2 separate regions of the Homo sapiens genome follow, and region 1 is linked to region 2. A link is a loop called in an ENCODE intact Hi-C map of the cell type or tissue named here. Cell type or tissue: natural killer cell. All regions are shown on one strand. Each heading gives the region's core, and the rest is flanking DNA. Links, peaks and the distances in the headings are about the cores only.

Region 1 (11,068 bases), core at 3,565-8,564, 140 kb after region 2:
TGTTAGTGGCTCCTGAACATCAGCATAAATTGGGCAACTTTAAAGGAACTGAAATTTCTTGTAGGTTTGATACAGGGAAATTAATCAAATTACTCTGAAACTTTTAGAGAACAAAGTTTTATCATATCCAGAAAAAAATTAAGCATGCTATAAACATGCTAATCTTTTTAAAGAATTTGTTCACGCTGGTAGATTATTTGGCTTGTGTTTCAATTATTTTTAAACCTTCATTCTAGTTATTAAATGTTAACTTATTTGTTTAGAAACTGGAGGTGTTAATCAGCCTAATAAAAGTAGGTTCTTTCAAATGATGCTTTATTCTCTCTTCTTGTTAAAGATAAGAGTGTTCTGCAAAGCAGGGAATGTCAGAATGAGAAGGAGCCTTGGACAGTACCTACCCAATATGAGGACACTGGGCCCAAAGGCAGTGAAAATTGCTGGATGCCACCAAACCCAATAATGTACAAACTAGCACAAGGGTTTTCTGACACTCAGTCCAATGCTCTTCTTATCAACCAAGCTATGTCAACATGTCTCTTTTCCCTCAACTAGCAACAATCATCCTGGCCTTGTTTGTTCTCCCACCTTTGCTTTGTGCAGCAAAATTTTAAACAGAGGGGATTTAAATAAACAGGTTTCTAAAGATAAGAGAGCAAAAGTCAGCTTCATCTTCTATTATGACCTGAAAGATGGAAATGTGTTGGTATCATTTCCCTTTTCCCCCATCTTATCCAATATGAAGGGCTCAAGCTGCCATTTCCAAACAGCCATTAAGTGTGGTATTTACATTGGATTTCATTCTCAGTTGCGCTGAATTTCAGAATGTTTATGAAAACCCCATGCTTTCTTATGAAGAGTTGAGAGCAAAGAGTGCTGCCATTAGGGACACAGAAAAGATGGTCATGTTTAATGCTCCAGGTAGAGAATAATTTTCCTTAAGGATTAGGGTAGATTCCAAAAACAACAATAATTTAATTTCTGGAGCACAGGCTACACTCTGCCTTTCACTGTCAGCCTTCACATACCTTAGCCTTGTGCTGTATTAAAATGGGCTCCCCACAACCTGGATCTCCCAAGACCGCTATACAGAAGGCTTCCTTCTGATAAACCCTGGTCTATAAGGTAATGGAGTATACATCAATTAATACAGATCTCTTGCTTATCCTGGAAATTACCCATGCAAGATGTATAATGCTTTTTCATGTGGACTATGTTGCTACCCCAACATTAAATGAAAATGCTTGGACTCAAATTCTAAGACAACAAGATCTTCTTCTTCCCCTGAAGATTCATTAAGCCTCTGGCATCAATCACTGATAAGAGTAAGCACTCAAATATTTGTAGGATATAGCAAAAGAACCACGAAGAACTAAGAATTACCCTTCTGAATACTGAATAAATTAAGCTAAAAGTGAAATCAATCTTATTTTAAGAAAGTAGCAATATCATCCCTAAACCACAGGAAGGATAAGAGACATAGCAAAGAGGAGATGGTGGCTGGATAAATGAGCTGAGTGGGGACGTACAAATCCATTGCACAATCAGTGGCCCATTTCAGCTACAGATGCTAACAGACCCACAAAGGTCACCAGCTGAAAGGCTCAAGTTGAAGATCTGGTTCTTCCTTCTCCTCATCATGGACCAAAAAGCTTTGTAACAAAACAGAGAGCCAGGAATGTTACGGATAATCCAGGAGTTTGGAAGGATTTCTCTCCACAAGGTCAAGACAAGTCAGGGAATCAACAACCATGTCAGGACAAGGATGGCTGAGTGTCCCCAGCTCACCTTCCGTAGCATATCATTCTGCTCTACGCTGTTGATCTTGCCAGGACTGATTTCTCCTTTCAGAGTGTATTCGAAGAACTTTCCGCTGACATTCACTAATAAGGTACTGAAGGCCCTGTCTTCCTGAGTGCAGCTGAGTGATTTGTCACGGCCACTGGTAGCAGGGGTACCATACCTCAGGATCACCCCAACGATGAGCCCTGAAAGAGTGGAAAAAAACTCATCAGGCCTGAGGAAGGATAGAGAAAGTGTGGAAATAATGGCATAGTTGACTTTCAACAACTAAGAAATGCAGCAGTAATCTTAGAAACTGGGCATGGGGTATGTATTTTAGGAGAAACTGCATGGGCCTTCAGGATTGAAAGGGTTAAGCATCCATCTATTCTGGTCCGATTTAAGTTGCTCGGCCACCAGGAGGACAAGGTGGGACAGTACCTTCAGTGGTATTATGACACTGTGAGCACTTTTTTGTTTTTTGAGTGGAGTCTCGCTCTCTCACCCAGGCTGGAGTGCAGTGGCGTGATCTGGGCTCACTGCAACCTCCGCTTCCCAGGTTCAAGCAATTCTCCTGCCTCAGCCTCCCAAGTAGCTGGGACTACAGGCACCCACCACTACACCCGGCTAATTTTTTTTTTTTTTTTTTTTTTGTATTTTTAGTAGAGACAAGGTTTCACTATGTTGGCCAGGCTGGTCTCGAACTCCTGACCTCAAGTGATCTGCTGGCTTCAGCTTCCCAAAGTGCTGGGATTACAGGTGTGAGCCACCACATCCAGCCAGCCCTGTGACCACTTTTAACACCTGAGCATGTCTCATTTCTCAGGCTTCTAGTGGAGGAAGATGGGATGACAAGCAGCAAAGATTTTTCTGGCCAGGACAGCACAAAGCAGAACTGCTGAGCTCTTTCATTTCACTCAGCAGCATCCCTCAAGCCAGTCCTGTTGCCATGTGCCAGCAAGGACCAGCCCACTGGAATTTCCAGTTGCTATAAATGTAACTTGCTTTGCCACACATCAGAGGAAAGGGGAGAAAAAAGAAATTCTTTTGCTTAGGTCATTTGAAACACTGGTATCATGGAGAAGGTAATTACACCCCTTGGGAAGTGAAACACTGCAGTGTACATTTGAGGAGTCAGGATTCAGGGGCTGGAGAGCTGGCTTCTTGGGGCTGTAGCTATGAGATGGCTAAGATCATCAGCTACAAGTATGTAAGTCTCATACCCTTCTTAGTAGGGCTCTCCCATTAGGAAAAATAAAAACAGCAAGATCATGTATAAGCATTCAATTCTGTGAATAAGGAAGGAGTGTGGCTCCCTGGACCTGAACACGAGTCAGACATGCCCAAGTAAAAGTGAGTGAAAGATTAAAAAACAAAAACAAAAAACCAGCCATAAATCACTATCAGACACTTTCTATAATTCTCTAGAAGGAAAATTTCAGACTTCTCTCTAAATTCAGTTCTTTGCTGGCAATATTAAAAGACAGAATGATATATTTGCTTCCTCATCTCATTTTGCCATTAATGGAGAAAGTTGCTGAGAAAAAGAACGATGTTTACTGTCTTCCATGTGTAATGTTCTATAATGTCTCTTATCACCAAGATATATAAGAACTCACAAGACATTGTTGAATAGCAAATAAAATATAAAATCTAGAAAAATATAGTTCTTTGAGCCAAAATCTGCATCTGTGTTGTGTTATTATAATTATTATAGACCCATATTAACAGATACTTGCAGTTTGTTGACTTGTAATAAAACAACTTGATTTTTTTTACAACTTAAAAATGAGTTTCTTAATAATCTCAATCTGACCAGATACGAAACAATTTGAAAACCTTTAAAGGCATATAAGAAAAACCAGACCTTTTATTTTATTTTATTTGTTTTTTGAGACAGAGTCTCACTTTGTCACCCAGGCTGGAGTGCAGTGGTGCAATCTCGGCTTGCTGCAACCTCCGCCTCCCAGGTTCAAGCAATTCTCCTGCCTCAGCCTCCCGAGTAGCTGGGACTACAGGCATGCGCTATCACACCCAGCTAATTTTTGTATTTTTAGTAGAGACGGGGTTTCACCATGTTGGCTAGGCTGGTCTCGAACTATTGACCTCTGGTGATCCACCCACCTCGGCCTCCCAAAGTGCTGGGATTACAGGCGTGAGCCACCATGCCTGGCCCCAGACCTTTTAAAAAACATATTTAAAAAAACATATTTATCATTACCAAAAAGAGATGTCTGTAGGGAAAAGTAATGAAAGCTCCATAACTCAGATAGTGCTAGCTGTCTGGTAAATGGGCCAAAAGCAGTCACTTAAGGTCTTCAGAACCAATCTTTTGTTCAGGTCTTATTGCTGGAATTTATATTCATTTATTCCTGTAGGATGACAAACCAGATGACACTAGAAATGGTTGGCTGGCATTTACTCTGTCCTGCTCTGCTCAGCCTTGGCAACGGACTTCCTAGCTGTCAGTCTCTTTGCCATCTTGTGGTTCAGGGTTTTCTGGGTGTCTGTGCTGGTAACTGAAGTTGGGGGGTGCCTACAATGACATGGCTGCTGGCCTTGGGTGTTCATTACTGTTCTAGGTGAGGAGGGGCCCTGGAGATTCGTGGTCTGTAACCCCAATACGTAATCTGTCTCACTGACCTACCTCTTCTCCTTCACCCTGGTTGTCACCACCCTCCATCACTTGTCTCTGCACAGGAGGGTTAGAACACTCTGGTCAAGAATCATAGGGTCTCTGCAAGGGAGGAGGCATCTTCTGTGTGCTGTAAGGCCTGACGTTTAAGGGAACTCTCCAATCCTTCTTTTCCCCACTCTCATTGTTCTGGTAATTGTGCTGGTGACCGTGTGGAAGACCCCCATGATGCAGATAACATCTATAATGGCTTCAGTCTACTGCATCTGTACTGCCTGGCACTGGAACTCCACCAGGGCCTGCAATCTTTGCTGCCTGTGTACCGTTTTCTCCTTCAACATCGAACTCCACAGCTTCTCCATCCCCTGTACTGCCAGGGTGTTTCCTGGGGGTTATTCTTCTTTATGACAATCTGGCATACAAATACATCTCACCCAGTGTCATTCCTGTGGACGAAACCATATATATTTCTTACACTGAACCATCTTACTGTTCCCAAACTTTCACTGGGATAACCTTCTTGTCCTGTTTGCAGGCTGCCACTCCCTCTGCCTCTGCCCATGGTGTCATGCCAAGTGTCTCAGCCTCACTGCTCATGTTTGCGGTCACAGTAATGGTGACTGGGGCCAGCTGTGGCAGCAGTGGCCCCTTTGCAGGTGTGATGGTAATGAGATTGGTGGCAGTGGAGCTGTTCAGGGCTCTGGGGGGCTCTCTCTCCACTCTAGATGGAACTCTGTGATGCTTTTTAGTCTTATTTCACTCCCTGGTTAGACAGTTATTTTCTGACGAAGTTTTACATGGCAAAGACGACTCTAGCCCTTCAACACTCATCATAATACAGGATGATCTGCAGCATCTGGAGGCAGCTATTTGGAACATGATTTAACTTAAATTGTCATCAGGAAGCCAAAACAAGTCATTTACAGACTATCTTTCTCCTAAAAATCAGAACCTGCTTCATGTAACTCATTGTTTCTTGACTTTTCTAACCTCATTATTAGCAGAGCTAATGGAAAGACTGAAGCATACTAGCAAAGGTCCTCATGAATACTACTCTAACAAGAGAGGGTTTATATTTGTAGACAAATTCCTCAATTAGAGGAAACATTCTTCAACTCTCTTCCAGTAATCATCACTATCATATTTACAATCATCACCAGATGACGAATATTGCTTTTTAAAGTTGTAAAACCTTTTCTTCTCTACCCTGGGCCCAATGCGCTCATATTAAAGATGGAAGGGAGACAGCGAAGGTGGTGATGCTGCCCCCTTGTGGTTAAAATATGGCAACACAAAACACCACAGCAGAGATGTAAGGTTAACACCATCCTGACAGTTTTGACCAAAAATATACCAAGCCACAGGGTACACCACTAACTCAAGGTAGAGTTTGGGTACCTCCCCAGACATTTTAGATTCATATTTATTACCACTATATTCCATGGCATGATATTAAGTTCATATTTGGCGTTTTCCAGTTGAAGAAAGAATAGGATATTAGAACTGCAGGAAGGTAATTAGGTGAGAAAATGATAAAGACTTGGAGAAAACATGAACAGCATATTTTCATCTGCTGGATCTCGGAGACATCCTGACAGGGAACTGTGAAGTGGTCATAGCTACAAGGAATTAAAACATGCACTAGATTTTTTTTTGAAAGCTTCAGAAAGTTCAGTATTCATAAAAAATGATGGAGAGCAACAGAAGCACTAATGATTTGACCAGATTAACAGCCTAGTGTTCTAGATCACAAAGAGAAATAACCTACTGTGTGTTTGGGCCAGGGAAAATAGCACATAAAATGTCAGCTGATAAAGAGACAATCACTGATTTCGTAGGTACATTACTAATGAAAGAATTGTTTTGAACTTTTACAGAAAGCAAATATGGATGAAATTCCTTTGACATTTGATGTGGCTTAAAACAAGATGGTAAACTCCAAAGGGGCAAAAATTCGAGACTGTTTCAACTTGTGGATAGGAAAAAAACTCACTTCACAACTGTACTTGCATATATATAGTTTATGTATGTGCTTATCCAAAACTTGGTAGTATGATGAAGGAATATAATCATGAGAGCAACGTGTGGTTTAAAAATCCCACGGGTTCATTAAAGAAACCAGCTCCCATTGGTCTGGTGCCAGTTTTCCTTTTGTGGCTGAGGCTGTTGGGAGGAGAGCTGAACAAGTGGACATGGTGAGGTTTAATTCTAGACAGCCATCCATCAGCTACAATATTTAAATGTCTATGTTAATAAGCCTTTGTTACGGAGGAGAACAGGTACGTGGGTGCACTGTTCTTTAGTGAGACCTCATTTTTTCTTATGTAAGGTACTGAGGGTAGGTGATCACCTGATCAGTGTGGCCACCACTGTGGAGTTTTTTACAGCACAGTAGGGGTTGTTATGAGTTTTAAAGCTTCATCTGAAATTCCAAGAAAAGAAAGTATCTCATTTTGCATCCAGTTACACAGTGTTTGAAGATGGTGATAACTATTTCTAATTCAATGAATAAAGAGAATCCAATGGATTCCAGCAGTTGACAATGACTTTTCAGGTTTGGGGGTAATTTACATGACTTGGATTTTGAGAGTGAATATTACAGCCCTTTCAATACCTTGTTCTACTTGTTCTGCTACTTATGCAGCTGTGTTATTCGTTGATATATTAGTTTCAAGGAGAATTCATTCAAAATATTTTTGTTCCTTGTTTTGAATATGTGGTGAAACTAAAAAGCAATTTTATTAAGGTACAATTTACATACCATAAGATTCACCCATTTTAGAGTATACTATTCAATGATTTTTAGTATATTCACAGAGTTGCACAATCATCACTGCAATCTGATTTTGAAACATTTCCATCTGCAGTCACTTCCTGCTTCCTACTCCAATTCCCAGGCAACTACTAATCTACCTTCTGTACTATAGATTTGCCGTTTCTGGACTTTTAATATAAATGGTGTCATACAATATGTAGCCTCTTGTGTCTGGCTTCTTTCACTTAGTATGTTTTCAAGGTTTATCTATGTTGGAGGCATGTATCAGTACTTCATTCCTTTTTATTGCCAAATAGTATTCCACTGTACCAGTGTATCATATTTTATTTGTCCATTAACTAATCAATAAATATTTGAGTTGTTTCCCTTTTTTGTTAATGTGAATAACGCTGCTATGAACATTTGCATACAAGTCTGTGGACATGTTTTCATTTCCCTAGAGTAGATACCTAGGAGTGGAACTGCTGTGTCATATGATAAATCTATGTTTAATATTTTAGAAACTGCCAAACTACATTGGGAAAAATGTATTGTTTTACATTCTCGCCAGCAACACATGAGAGTTACAGTTTGTTGGCCGGGCGCAGTGGCTCACACCTGTAATCCCAGCACTTTGGGAGGCCGAGGCGGGCAGATCACCTGAGATCAGGAGCTCGAGACCAGCCTGACCAACATGGAGAAACCCCATCTCTACTAAAAATACAAAATTAGCTGGACGTTGTGGCACATGCCTGTAATCCTAGCTACTCAGGAGGCTGAGGCAGGAGAATCGCTTGAACCTGGGAGGTGGAGGTTACGGTGAGCCAAGATCGTGCCATTGCACTCTAGCCTGGGCAACAAGAGCGAAACTCCGCCTCAAAAAAAAAAAAAAAAAAAGAGTTATAGTTTGTTTACAGGCACAGCAGCACTTGTTATTGTCTTATGATCATACCTGTTTTAGAGAATGTTCAGAGGTATCTCATTGTAGTTTTAATGTGCATTTCCCTAATGCCTAAAGATGCTGAGCATCTTTTTATGTGCTTATAGGCCATTGTATATCTTCTTTGGTGAAATGTCTCGTCATTCAAATCTCTTGCCATATTTTAACTCAGGTTCTCTTATTGAATGGTAAAAAAAAAACCCAAACTTTTTGTTTTCTGGATAGAAGTCCCTTATTGAAAATACAATTTGAAAATATTTTCCCCAAATCTATGACCTATATTTTTCCTTTCTTTTTTAAAATTTCTCTGATGTTGTCTTAAAATTTTTTTTTTGCTTTATTGTTATACAATGAATTATTTTTTCTTTTGGTGTACAGTTCTATGAATTTTAACACACATATAGATTCATGTAAGCACCACTGCAACAAGGATACCAAATAGTTCTACCACTCCCCCAAAACTCTCTTGTACTATCTCTTCACACTGATACCTTCATCCTACATATTAACCCCAGCAACCACTGCTTTTTGTTTTGTTTTGTTTTGTTTTGTTTTTTCCATTAATACAGTTTTGTCTTTGCAAGGTTAAATACATGGAACCATGCAGTATGTAACCTTTTGAGACTGGCTTCTCTCACTCAGCGTAACACCTTTGAGGTTCATCCAAGTATTGTGTGAATTAACACTTCATCTCATTTTACTGCTAAGTTGTATTCCATTGTATAAACACTCACCTACTGAGGGATATCTGGCTTCTTTCCAGCTTTTGGCTGGCACAAATAAAGCTGCCATGAACACCCATGAACAAGTTTTTATATGAACATGTTTTCATTTCTCTAAGGTAAATACCCAGAGTGGGACTGCTCGGTCATATGTGCAGCATATCTTTAACTTTATGAGAAACTGCAAGCCATTTCTCAAAGTAATTATGCCTTTTTTTTTTTTCAGTTCTTTTTTTTTTTGTTTAAGTTCTGGGATACATGTGCAGAACGTGCAGGTTTGTTACATAGGTATACATGTGCCATGGTGGCTTGCTGCACCTATCAACACATCATCTAGGTGTTAAGCCCCGCATGCATTAGATATTTGTCTTAATGCTCTCCCTCCCCTTTCCCCCTACCCCCTGACAGGCCCTGGTGTGTGATGTTCCCCTCCTTCTGTCCATGTGTTCTCATTGTTCAACTCCCACTTACGAATGAGAACATGCGGTATTTGGTTTTCTGTTCCTGTGTTAGTCTGCTGAGAATGATGGCTTCCAGCTTCATCCATGTCCTTGCAAAGGACATGAACTCATTCTTTTTTATAGCTGCATAGTATTCCATTGTATATATGTGCCACATTTTCTTTATCCATTCTATCAAAGAAATACCATTTGACCCAGCAATCCCATTACTGGGTATATACCCAAAGGATTATAAATCATTCTACCATAAGGACACATGCACACGTATGTTTACTGCAGCACTATTTACAATAGCAAAGACTTGGAACCAACCCAAATGCCCAACTATACCATTTTTTAACCACTGTCCCCTACAGCATCATATGAGGGTTCTAGTTGCTCCACATCCTCATCCACATTTGGTATTGCCAATATCTCTCATTTTAGCCATTCTATTGTAATAGGTGTGTAGTGGTATTTCACCATACTTTAAATTTGCATTTCCCTAATGGCTAATGATGTTGAATATCTTTTTGTGTACTTATTGGCAATCCTAATACCCTCTTCAGAGAAATGTTTCTTCAAGTTATTTGCCCATTTTAAAAACTGGGTTGTTTTCTTATGGGTTCCTTATATATTCTGGGTTCCCTTATACATTTTGGGTTCCTTATATATTCTAGATACAAGTCCTTTGTCAGATATATGATTTGCAAATATTTTCTACCAGACTGTAGCTTGTCTTTCCAGCCTCTTGACATTGTCTTTGGCAGAGCAAAATTTTTTTACTCTGATAGATTAAATCTAATTTATCCATTTTATTTTATTGCTTGTGGCTCTGGTATCATATCTAAAAAACACTTGTCTAACCCAAAGTTATGAATATTTCTTATGTTTTTAAGTGTTTTATAGCCTTGATGCTTACATTTAGATCTCTGATACAATCTGAGTTAACTTAGTGTGTATGGTGTCAGGTTAAGGTCCAAATTCATCCTTTTGCATACGGGTATCTAATTGCTCCAGCACCATTTGTTAAAAATACGGTCTTTTCTCCAGTGAATTCTCTTGGTACCTTTGCTGAAAATCAACTGACCATAAACACAATGGTTTATTTCTGGAGCTGGTGGGAGAAATGGGAGCTGGTGGTCACTGCAGTCTATTCCACCTGCCTGTGATAAATCATCCAGAACATGGATCTGGCAGGGATGGGAGCAATCTTAAATGCCATAGACACCTACTATTCTTACCAAGATTCAGTAGATTTTCTTTAATAAATGTTCCTCAATTTAATTGACCTTTCATCAATTTACAGAGACTAAATAGTTATTTTTGACAACTTTGTCCAATTTTATTGCTGTGTTTTGGGAAGAAGATTTATTGAGCTCTCACACAGTCATTCCAGAAGTCCTCCCATGAGCATGAATAACAGAATTCCTACATGCTTGTTATCTTGCCATGTTTTATAAATGTATAAGAAGCAAAAATTTACTGAAAATGTTTGCTTTTGTATATTGTAGCAAATTAATTCTAAGGCATTATTTGTTGCTATTTACCAACTTTTCCTGATATATTTATTTTGTCTGGTAGTAATGAGGAAGCATAATGGAGAAGAATTTGGTAGATTCAGTGACAGAAGACCTGGGTAGGTAACTTCACTTTCCACCTAGCTACAATCCAGCACAAAGTACCTCTCTGCTGCTCATTTCTAAAATTGGGCTGTTGTAAGAATGTAGTGAGAACATGCATATGTCAAAACCCTTTATAAACTGTCAAAAGCTGTACAAATGCTGCTTTTTATGA
Region 2 (11,068 bases), core at 2,345-7,344:
GCCAGGTGCAGTGGCTCATGCCTGTAATCCCAGCACTTTGGGAGGACGAGGTGGGTAGATCACCTGAGGTCAGGAGTTCGAGACCAGCCTGGCCAACATGGTAAAGCCCCGTCTCTACTAAAAATACAAATATTAGCCGGGTGTGGTGGCACGTGCACGTAATCCCAGCTACTTGGAAGGCTGAGATAGGAGAATCGCTTGAACCTGGGAGGCAGAGGTTGCAGTGAGCCGAGATCACGCCACTGCACCGCAGCCTGGGCGACAAGAGCAAAACTCCATTTAAAAAAAAAAAAAAAAGGCCAGGCACGGTGGCTCACACCTGTAATCCCAGCACTTTGGGAGGCTGAGGTGGACAGATCACCTGAGGTCGGGAGTTCGAGACCAGCCTGACCAACATGGAGAAACCTCATCTCTAGTAAAAATACAAAATTGGCTGGGCATGGTGGCACATGCCTGTAATCCCAGGTACTCGGTTGGCTGAGGCAGGAAAATCGCTTGAACCTGGAAGGCGGAGGTTGCAGTGAGCCGATATCGCACCATTGCACTCTAGCCTGGGCAACAAGAGTGAAACTCCGTCACAAAAAAAAAAAAAAAAGAAAAAGAAATTAAAAACCTAAATATCTGTGAATAGAAAAATAGTTACATGATACATCCATACTATGAAATAGGAATTAAAACAATCTTTATATATTGACAAGGAACACCACCCAGGATATAATCAGGTTCAGAAAGCAAGATGGGTATGGGAATATGATGCCATTTGTGTAAAAGCATAAAAAAAATATATACGTGTACGTTTTTAGTTCATTAAACTGACATAAATGCATCTACCCCACAGTTTCACCCAACTGTTAACAGTGGACATCTCTAAGGAGGAACGTGGTACTGGGGGGAGAAGAAATAGAAACTTTATTGGCTACTAGTTTCTTCTATGTACATTAAAACATTATACACAAACTTATTCTCTTAAACACAGTAAAAAAGACCAAGCGATCTAGAAGTGAAGAAAGAGGAAAAAGCAAGGTGAATCTATGTATTTAAACAATTCTTCTCTGAGAAGAAGAAGAAAAGATGAGGTACAGTTTCTGGAAGAACAAGTAGAGAGAGGTATCTTTTTGTTTTTCCTCTCTCCTGGTGAGGGGAAGGATTAGAGAAACCAGAGGCTGAGGACAAGTTGAACAGAAAACAGCCAGAGAAGAGGGGATAATTGGTATTTTCAAGTTTATTATATAGATTCCAAACTTTGCCTCAATTTCACTGGAAAAAAAGTAGGGGTACATTAGAACTCACCTGGGACATGGCCATCTTGTTGTGCTCCTGCAAAGGATGGAGATCTACAAATACAGAATTAGAAGGGTTGAGTTCAGTGGGTATAGACATAAGATCATCATCACCACCCTAATAATAATTACCTTTGCACCCTGGGAAGAATCATCTAAAAATAAGGCCTGGTAGCTTCAGCCTATTCCATGGGACGCTACTAAGATCATGTGGGTTTTGCACATGAAACTTTGTCTCCCTTACTGGACAGATGTATGACTTGTGTCCAAAGCCATCTACATGTCAGAAACCAGTAACAACTTAACATCTCCTTTATCTCAAGAGTTCTATTCCTAGCACAAAGATGCAAAATGTTCACCATTGTCATTTCCACTATGAAAAATCTGCCTATAATCCCTGCATGCGGGGGGCGCTGAAGGAGGATTGATTGAGGCCAGGAGTTCAAGACCAGCCTAGACAATATAGCAAGGCCTTGTCTCTACAAAACCGAAAATTAAAAAAATTAGCTGGCGTGGTGGTGCATGCCTGTAGTCCCAGCTACTCAAAAGGCTGAGATGGGAGGGTCTCTTGAGCCCAGGAGTGCGAGGTTAGTGAGCCATGATCACGTCCCTGCACTCCAGCCTGTGTGACAACGTCAGAGCCTGGCTCAAAAATAAACAAAAAAATAAAAAAATCTTCGAAGCAACTAAATGTGCAGCAAAGGGGACTTAGTAAAAAAATATGACACGTGCAAAACAAGCATACTACACAGGCTTTAAAGATGGTTTCTGAACTTTGTTTTCAGTTCCTGGGTGTTTAAAGGGAGGTTCCAACAAAGCAACTGCAGTGTAATCTCATTTTTGTTAAGCAATATGTACAAATATGAAGTCTCAAACAGCATTTATTCTTTTTTTTGTTTTTTTTTGAGATGCAGTTTTGCTCTTGTTGCCCAGGCTGGAGTGCAGTGGCATGATCTCAGCTCACTGCAACCTCCACCTCCCGGGTTCAAGCGATTCTCCTGCCTCAGCATCCCAAGTAGCTGGAATTATAGGCATGCACCAACATGCCCAGCTAATTATTTTTGTATTTTTAGTAGAGACGGGGTTTCATCATGTTGGTCAGGCTGGCCTCAAACTCCTGACCTCAGGTGATCCATCCGCCTCAGCCTCCCAAAGTGCTGGGATTACAGGCATGAGCCACCGCGCCTGACCTCAAACAGCATTTATTCAAATGCTGACATTGGTTACATTGTTCGGTGATTTTAATTTTCTTGTTTATTTGCATTTTTGACAAGGAATATTAATTACTAATGAAACAAAAATTAAAATTTATTAAAAAATCACTTCTTATCAAACAGAGCCCTAGAGGTGAAAAGACACTCTCCAAGTGTGTATGAGTAAGATCTCTTCATGTGGTTTGGAGGAAGGAGCCCAACCAGGGCTCAAAGGGCCGCAGGGAAGGAGAGGTGTGGGGCTGGGTGGGTAACAGCCAAGCACTGTCAGTTCTGTGAGGGGCTGAAAACCACTGTGCCTGCTTCCCTGCATCCACCTCTCTAACTGGCCACCTACCCTGCTCCCACCCCACCACTTCCTCCTTTCCCATGATTTGCATTTTGATTGCCATGCTCCTCCTTCTTTGGCAGATTTTCAAAAGAAAGTTCCAGCAAGGAGATTCTGTGCAGAGTAACCATTTCATACTGCAGCAATCACTGTGATACCATCAGGACAACAGGGTTCAGCTCCGTGTAGCTTAGCAGGTCATGTCCCCTGGCCCACTTTCATTAAGCATTGAAATAAGGCAGCAGAGCTGGATGACAGCATACCTAGAGACTACTCTGAAATTCTATAAACTAAAAATATATTTTCTGCACTTTGGTCAGGATGAACGGACACTCAGCATTTCCCCTGGAAGCAGGTGCCTGGTTGATGGTGTGGGGCTGACTCAAATTCAGAAATAGCCAATGGCAAGAGAAGGAAGCATGGGGGTGCACAAATAGGTGTGCTAGGAGAGGCCAATCCTCTGTGGCTGGCTGTGATCCTTCCCAGCCTCATCCCGCCTTTGCAGGTACTACAGCAGGGCACCTGCCCCCATGGGGGACATCCATGCCTCCATCCACCTGTGACTTTCACCTGTCCCTCCTCCAGCAGGAATCAAACTGCACTGTCACATGGTCCTCCATGGCACCTGGAAGTAGAGCCAGCTTTGCTCTGTCTCAGCTGAAGTGAGGGACAAAGGCCACTACGGGTCCAGCTCTTCTAGGACCTGCTGTCCCGTGAGCCTCCTTTGCTCTGAGGATCTGGGTCTGGGCTCTTGCTGAGGCTTCTCCTCCAACTCGCCTCAGCTCAGCGTACCTCTCTTGTGTCCAAGGCGGCAGGACCAAGGGATTCAGAGACAAACACACCCCAGTTGGGGCCATCACTATAGCACTAGATCTCTGCCTGTGACCCAGGGAACTCACCTCTTCCTGGGGCCTCAGCCTAAGTCTTCTGCGACTAAGTGGGGAAGCCGAGGCACAGATAAACTGGAGTCTGAAATCGGTGAGCAGTGGTCTCAGGTCTGCACTCTGACCCTGGAAACACAATGACCACAGGAGATTCAATTAGCAACACCTATGCTCCCTTCCATGCAGTGAAGTTGAGTGAAACCCAAAGGTTTTTACCCAACAGAAGAGGGACAACCCCTCATTCTAGTTTTAAGAGTTAACATTCATGCACAGCTCAATTATCCTCAGTGAGCGAAACCCTGCCTTCCTGAGTCCGGGCTTTGGAATCAACTGACTGGCTGCTGTGCCACTTTTATTCACTGAAGAAATGATTGCCTTCCATGAGCCGGTTCTCCGTGTTGCAAATCCATCAGTGAACAAAATCTCAAATTCCCAGCTCCAGATTTCTAGTCTGGAGGAAGAGACACACTGGAAACAATAAACATGATAAACAAAGTACAGGAAAAGAAAAAGAAAAAGGATTCCTCGGGTTTGCTACCTACGGGACTTTGGACAGGTTGCCAAGCCACACTGTACCGTTTTCTCTCTATAACATGAAAATAATCATCGTAACACCTCACAGGGCTCCTGCTAATGTGAAACATTTGCAAGAGTGTCTGGCAGTTACCACCGGGTGAGGATACAAGCGCTGAGTGACTCAATCAATTAGTCACTCGCTGGCCCCGAACCTCGCCCCCAACACTCACGCCCACCGCCTGTGTCACTCAATCCCCACAAGGACGCTCACCCGTGGCCCCATGACCCCACGGCCCCGTAAACTCCCGTCATTCCTCCCGTCCCCCCTTCCCCCGATCAAAACCATCACCACCTCACCCTCCCGCTTACTTCACTGCCGACAGCCTGAAACCTCAGGGGCGGATGACAACAGCCAGTGTGAACGAAGCGCCACCCTCCGGGTCAGCCGAGCATTTCCGCTTCCCACAGCCCCCTGGGAACGTGAAGTCAAAGCAATGCGCACGCGCAGTGGCTTTGAAGGCGGGGCAACAAAGCCTGTGGCCGATGTGGCGCTCCTCGGCCCGCGCTTCAGTGGTTATGACAGTGTTCGCTCTAAGGGGAGAAGGAATGTGTGACCATTTCCAACGGTAAGTCGTACAAAAGGTCCGGGGAGGCGTACCTGGGCGGCGAGAGGCGAGAGAACTCCGCGCGGGCTTTCCAGTGCCCAGGCCCCTGCCGGCTCCGAAGCCGAAATCCCTTCTTCCACTTCGTTCTCTTGCAGTGGACGTGGGGTGTTCCCACCCCTCTGTCCCCAAGGCCACTGTTTCTGTCTTCCGCTCCTAGGAATAGGAAAAAGAGTCGCGCCTCTGGCATCTGTGGCAGCTCCAGAGCGCGGCCCTCTAGGGTCCAGGCAGGCCACATGGAGCGGGGCCCTAGGCCTGGCTCAGAGCGTCCTAAGAGCAACAGGTCTGGCTCAGTCGGGGAAGTGGCCTGGAAGAGGGGCTTTGGAGCCGGGCTTCAGAGCCAGCAACCTCCCGAAGTGAGGGAAGAAAGCCTCATTCTGATTGTTCTCTACCCAGTGGTGGGGCTCCGGTTCCTAGGATCTTAGACACCCTGGGAGAATCTGGATTTTACTTTTTAGCGGAGAGGTGTTTTCTCTGAGAATGCCAGCCAGTGGCAACATGGCCCGCTAAAAAGGCCTGTAGTAAACTTGAGGAAAGTTTTCTGTTTCCTGTCTGGGTCTGGGAGAAAGAGAACAAGTGTTGTTCTCCATGCTTACTATGCCTGCCTGGTCACCAAGCGGGCCTCTTTGGGTCAAGTATGACAGAGTCTCCCTCAGGTACACAGCAAACCCTTCTGTGCTAGAGCCAGCTGGTGCCAGACACTGTTCATAGATGTGTCCAAGACATTTGTGTAATCTATCAGACACGTATTTAATTTCCATTTGAACATGAGTGTTTTTCCTCTTTCTCTTTCTCCTCTCAGGTTAACTTGCATTCCCCAGATAGTTTGGATGAGTTACAACCTAAATCTGCAAACTCAATACAGCCAGACCCTGGGAAGTGACTCTCTCCAAGCCTCCTGTACAAGTCCCAGGAAAAGAGCCTGTTTTCCCTTGGACATGTGAGCAGTGAATTACTGCTCATTCAGAATTTCATGTGTATGTGTTACTGATGGCCAGGTTTAGAGATACCAACCTATTTATTTCTAGAGGAGAGGTGATTTGATAACCTTTTCAGATATCACTATCAGTAGGCAGAAAAGGGTTAATAGTATGATAGGGTTAATATGTCCTGAGGAGAGTAAAGAAATTGCAAACTGCAGAAGCACCTGATCTGTGGCCCTGGCCAGCATCTCTCCATATCCTGATTCTGTAAGATCAAGTGTTTATGCAGAAAGAGAAGGGACTGATGATTTGAATGTGACCAGATGCAGGGCATGCCCTTATTGCCATGCCAGCATTTGCTATTCATGATGTTAGTATTCAAAAATCAAGAAACACCCTTCCTGGGCCATTGGTGTCTACTAATCCATTGGAAGAAAAGACTGGAATCCACCACTTACTAGCTTCTTGGGCCTCAGTCCCCTCTTTTCTGCCATAGCTAAGGACCACCTAACCTAGATGGCTGTTGTTATTGTTCAAAGGGACATCTTTAGAGCCTCAAGCCCAGGAATAGCCCGTGGCAGGCACCTGGTAAATGTTAGTTTTCATTGTCCTATCCCAACACTATGAAACATGCAGCACTCTCTGCAACTGCCCCTGTGGATTTCCATAGGCAGGAGAGTATCCAGTGTTGAGTGGAGCTGGTATTCTCAGAAACGAAGCCCCTTTCCTCATTTTGCGCCAATCTCTTCAGTCATTTTTACCCTAGTAGTATAATGCTTTGTCAAAGTCACTGTCATCTGATGTTAACAGTTGTTTTCGCCAGATGACTTTTCAAAAGGTAACTTCACCATAATACCGGTTAATGTGATAAAAACACTGCATGTAGCCAATTTTTTTTTTTTTTGAGATGGAGTTATTGGCTCTTGTTGCCCAGGCTAGAGTGCAGCGGCGTGATCTTGGCTCACTGCAACCTCCATCTCGTGGGTTCAGGTAATTCTCCTGCCTCAGCCTCCCGAGTGGCTGGGATTACAGGCACACGCCACCATGCCCAGCTAATTTTTTTGTATTTTTAGTAGAGTCGGGGTTTCACTATATGTTGGCCAGGCTGGTCTCGAACTCCTGACCTCAGGTGATCCGCCTGCCTCAGCCTTCCAAAGTGCTGGGGTTACAGGTGTGAGCCACTGCACCCAGCCAAATATTTTCTTATTTATTTATTTATTTTAGAGACAGGATGCCATTATGTTGCCTAGTTTGGAATGCAGTGTCTATTTAGAGGCGTGATCATGGCATACTATAGCCTCGGCTCAAAGGACCCTGGTCTCAAAGGACCCTGCCACCTTAGCCTCCTGAGTAGCTGGGACAAGTGTGCGCCACCACACCTGGCTAATTTTTTAAATTTTTTGTAGAGATAGTGTCTCGCTATGTTGCCCACGCTGGTCTGGAATTCCTGGACTCAAGGCCTCTTCCTGCCCTCAGACTTCCAAAGTGTTAGGATTACAGGGTGAGTCACCACGCCCAGCCAGTGTGAATTTTCTAATGCTGAGTAAGTTGTGATCCAGAAGTAAATGTATCTGCAAGCTGATTTAAATTGTAGATTTTCTCTTCATTGCATATTTTCTGATGTTGAATAAAGTCTGAGTATTAACTAAAGTTTTTGCTTCTTAAATATGTAAGAATTGTCCTCAAAATCTCTATTCTTGAGCACAGTAGTAAAAATATTTTTACATACATTGTATTTCAAGGGTTCTGCATAAGCAACCTTGTTTTATTGTGACAATTTATTTGGGAATTGTATCAAATATATAATACTGAGATGTTCTCATTCCTTTTGTGAAAATACTTTTGTTTAAAAACCACTGCCTTCAAATGAAAACCACTAGGTTTGTTATGCTTGCCTCATCTTTTCTCGGTGTTTTTCTTTCATTTTTTAAAAATACATGTCTTTCTTTTTTATACCTAAAACAGTGGGTTTTTAAAATGTGATATGTGTATGCGTTGTATAATGGTTACCACAATCAACTAATACATCCATCACCATCCATACTGTACCTTAGATCTGCAGAACTTGTTCATCGTAGAATGTTTTTACCTTTTAGGTCAGACGTGGTGGCTCACGTCTGTAATCCTTGCACTTTGGGAGGCCAAGGTGGGTGGATTGCCAGAGCTCGGGAGTTCAAGACCATCCTGGGAAACATAGTGAAACCCTGTCTCTACTAAAAATACAAAAAATTACCCACGTGTGGTGGTGCGCACCTGTAGTCCCAGTTACTTGGGAGGCAGAGGCACGAGAATCATTTGAACCTGGGAGGCAGAGGTTGCAGTGAGCTGAGATCGTGCCGCTGCACTCCAGCCTGGGCGACAGAGCAAGACTCTGTCTCCAAAAAAAAAAAAGAGTGTTTTTATTTTTTGACCAACATCTCTCCATTTCCTGTCTCCCACTCCTGCATCCCCAGTCCTTGGTAACCACTGTTCTACTCTCTGTTTCTATGAGTTCAACTTTTTAAGATTTCACCTTTAAGTGAGATAATGCAGTATTTGTCATTCTGTGTCTAGTTTATTTCATTTAGCATACTATCTTCCAGGTTCCTTTTTCCCTCTGTGTCTCAAGTCCACCTTTGCATTGTCACTTTCTTTTCTGAAATGAAAATGGTATTGTGGCTATTACCTAGCTAGATACCAACTATGGGCTTTGTAGTATCTGGATTAGCTGTAATGTACATGTGAATGATGACTAGTAAAATATATATAGTAGGAAAAATGATGCAATTCAAAAAGCAAGAACACAAGTATAAATAAGCCTAAGAAGGTTGGACATCATCTATATAAAGGAAAATAAACTGTACTCCTTAGTGAAGACTTAATACTGTAAAACCTGGCCGGGCACGGTGGCTCACGCCTGTAATCCCAGCACTTTGGGAGGCCGAGGCGGGCAGATCATGTCAGGAGATCGAGACCAACCTGGCTGACATGGTGAAACCCCGTCTCTACTAAAAATATAAAAAAATTAGCCGGGCATGGTAGCGGGTGCCTGTAGTCCCAGCTACTCGGGAGGCTGAGGCAGGAGAATGGCATGAACCCAGGAGGCAGAGCTTGCAGTGAGCCGAGATCACGCCACTGCACTCTAGCCTGGGCAAGAGCGAGACTCCGTCTCAAAAAAAAAAAAACCGAAATTGTCCCTAAGCCTAATTGATAGATTTAAGGCAATTTAACCAATATGCTAAATGGGATCAGGGGCCTATAGTACAATTATACTTCATTTTAATTGGCAGAAAAAATATATGAACAACTAAGAGTATTTGGTGGATAGAGGTAACATGGGAAGACTCATCTTACAAGATATTAGAGGGCATTATAAACTAAAGTAAATAATGTGGCATAGAGCAGAATTAGATCACTGAAACAAAAAAATCCAGAATCAGAATATATGGAATGTGGAGTCCTGATAAGTAAGCAACAAGAAGGAAGGGGTCCCAGGTGAGAGAGAACAATTGTTCTATAGATGGCTAATTGCAGACAACCTGCTGGCACACATCCTGTTCCCAGATACCTTGTTTTGCATGTGGCCTTTCCAGCACAACCTTATAAAACTTAAAACCTCCAGCCCCTGCCTCTCAGACAGCCTCTTCTCTGCTGTGCTGCCCATTGAACCCTTACAACGTATCTTCAAACTTTCTCTGATAAATCTGCCTTTCTTTACCTATGACTGTTTTGGCAAAATTCCTTTACTGTCCACAACACCATCCCCACTCAGTTGTACCCAAGACAGGGAAGACTAAATGTCTGACGTTTACCTTAAAAAGTATGAAAAAATAAGTTGAGAGGGGCCAAGCATGGTGGCTCACGCCTATAATCCCAACACTTTGGGAGGCTGAGGTGGGAGGATGGCTTGAACCTAGGAGTTTGAGACCAGCCTGGGCAACATAGTAAGACCTCATCACTACCAAAAAAAAAAAAAAAAATCTGGGCATGGTGGTGTGTGCCTGTAGTCCCAGCTACTTAGGAAGCTAAGGTGGGAGAGTCACTTGAGCGCCAGAGCTTTGAGGCTGCAGTGAGGCTTGATCATGCCACTGCACTCCAGCCTGGGCAACAGGGTGAGACCCTGCTGCAAAAAAAAATTATTATAAACCTACTTATGCTAAGTTATAATGGTTGACAAAAACGTCAGTAGAAGGCAGAGTTCCAATGTATATCCATGTATGTATTGAAAATTAAAGGTGTTTTCAGTTTGTGAAAATTGACAGGATTGATGTGATATAAATCTGTAAGGAAAAAATCCTGGACCCCTACATATTATATATAATGACAAATTCCAAGTGGATTAAAATTAAATATGAAAAATAATAAAATATATACGGGCTGGGTGTGGTGGCTCACGCCTATAATCCCAGCACTTTGAGAGGCCGAGGCAGGTGGATCACGAGGTCAGGAGATTGAGACCAACCTGGCCAACATGGTGAACCCCTGTCTCTACTAAAAATACAAAAATTAGCTGGGCGTGGTGGCACCTGCCTGTAGTCCCAGCTACTCGGGAGGCTGAGGCAGAAGAATCGCTTGAACCCGGGAGGTGGAGGTTGCAGTGAGCCGAGATGATGCCACTACACTCCAGCCTGGTGACAGAGTGAGACTCTGTCTCAAAAATAAATAAATTATATATATATGAATATTATATAACATCATGATGGAGCATAAACCAGAAGGACAACCCTGAAGCCATAAAGTAAATCCTAGACTTCATTTAAAAATGTATATATATTGGAGACAGTGTCACTCTGTCACCCAGGCTGGATTGCAGTGGCATGATCTCAGCTCACTGCAACCTCTGCCTCCCAGGTTCAAGGGATTCTCCTGCCTCAGCCTTCTGAGTAGCTGGGATTACAGGCATGTGCCACCACACCCAGATAATTTTGTATTTTTAGTAGAGGTGGGGATTCTCCATGTTGGTCAGGCTGGTCTGGAACTCCCGACCTCAGGTGATCCGCCTGCTTTGGCCTCCCAAAGTGCTGGGATTACAGGCGTGAGTCACCGCGACCGGCCGGTTTTAGGTATTCTTTAGATGACAGTTGGTTGAGAGAGTTAAGCTGTTGTCTGAAGACATGAAGTCAGTAGAAAGGAATGCTTGAGTTAAGATAAGGGGGTTATGGGGGCTGAGGACCTTGTTATGTAGATGAAGGTTCCTAAGTAGCAGCCCTCAGAGAGAATAGATGGTAAATGTCTCTTTCAGACCTTAAAGACATCAGACTGGCAGTTAATCTCTCCTAGATCTG

What was found. Peaks named below come from ENCODE experiments on the same cell type or tissue, not always from the same donor. Only the 100,000 strongest peaks of a DNase experiment are listed, where the experiment ranks them.
Region 1: a loop joins it to region 2, with 2.4 times the contacts of the local background. A loop is called at or near these places in 44 of 110 quality-filtered maps.

Annotation. Positions count from the first base shown.
Region 1 is chrX:46,680,551-46,691,618 of GRCh38, forward strand. SLC9A7 (solute carrier family 9 member A7) reads right to left here. Exons shown (of 17, transcript NM_001257291.2): 2 at 1,786-1,985. It also overlaps the pseudogene YBX1P8. Among named protein-coding and RNA genes, the nearest start is that of SLC9A7, 73 kb to the right of the region's middle. In natural killer cell, for the core only: a CTCF peak has its summit at 5,685 (motif pointing left); a DNase peak (open chromatin) is centred at 5,681.
Region 2 is chrX:46,540,783-46,551,850 of GRCh38, forward strand. It overlaps ZNF674 (zinc finger protein 674), which reads right to left and starts at 4,639. Exons shown (of 6, transcript NM_001190417.2): 1 at 4,589-4,639; 2 at 3,719-3,829; 3 at 1,291-1,334. The coding sequence starts at 1,305. It overlaps ZNF674-AS1 (ZNF674 antisense RNA 1), which reads left to right and starts at 4,708. Exons shown (of 2, transcript NR_015378.3): 1 at 4,708-4,845; 2 at 5,684-7,693. RefSeq lists enhancers at 4,013-5,212, 4,828-4,977, 10,823-11,068. In natural killer cell, for the core only: no CTCF peak of the experiment used is centred there; a DNase peak (open chromatin) is centred at 4,669; H3K4me3 peaks cover 1,597 bases; H3K27ac peaks cover 1,899 bases.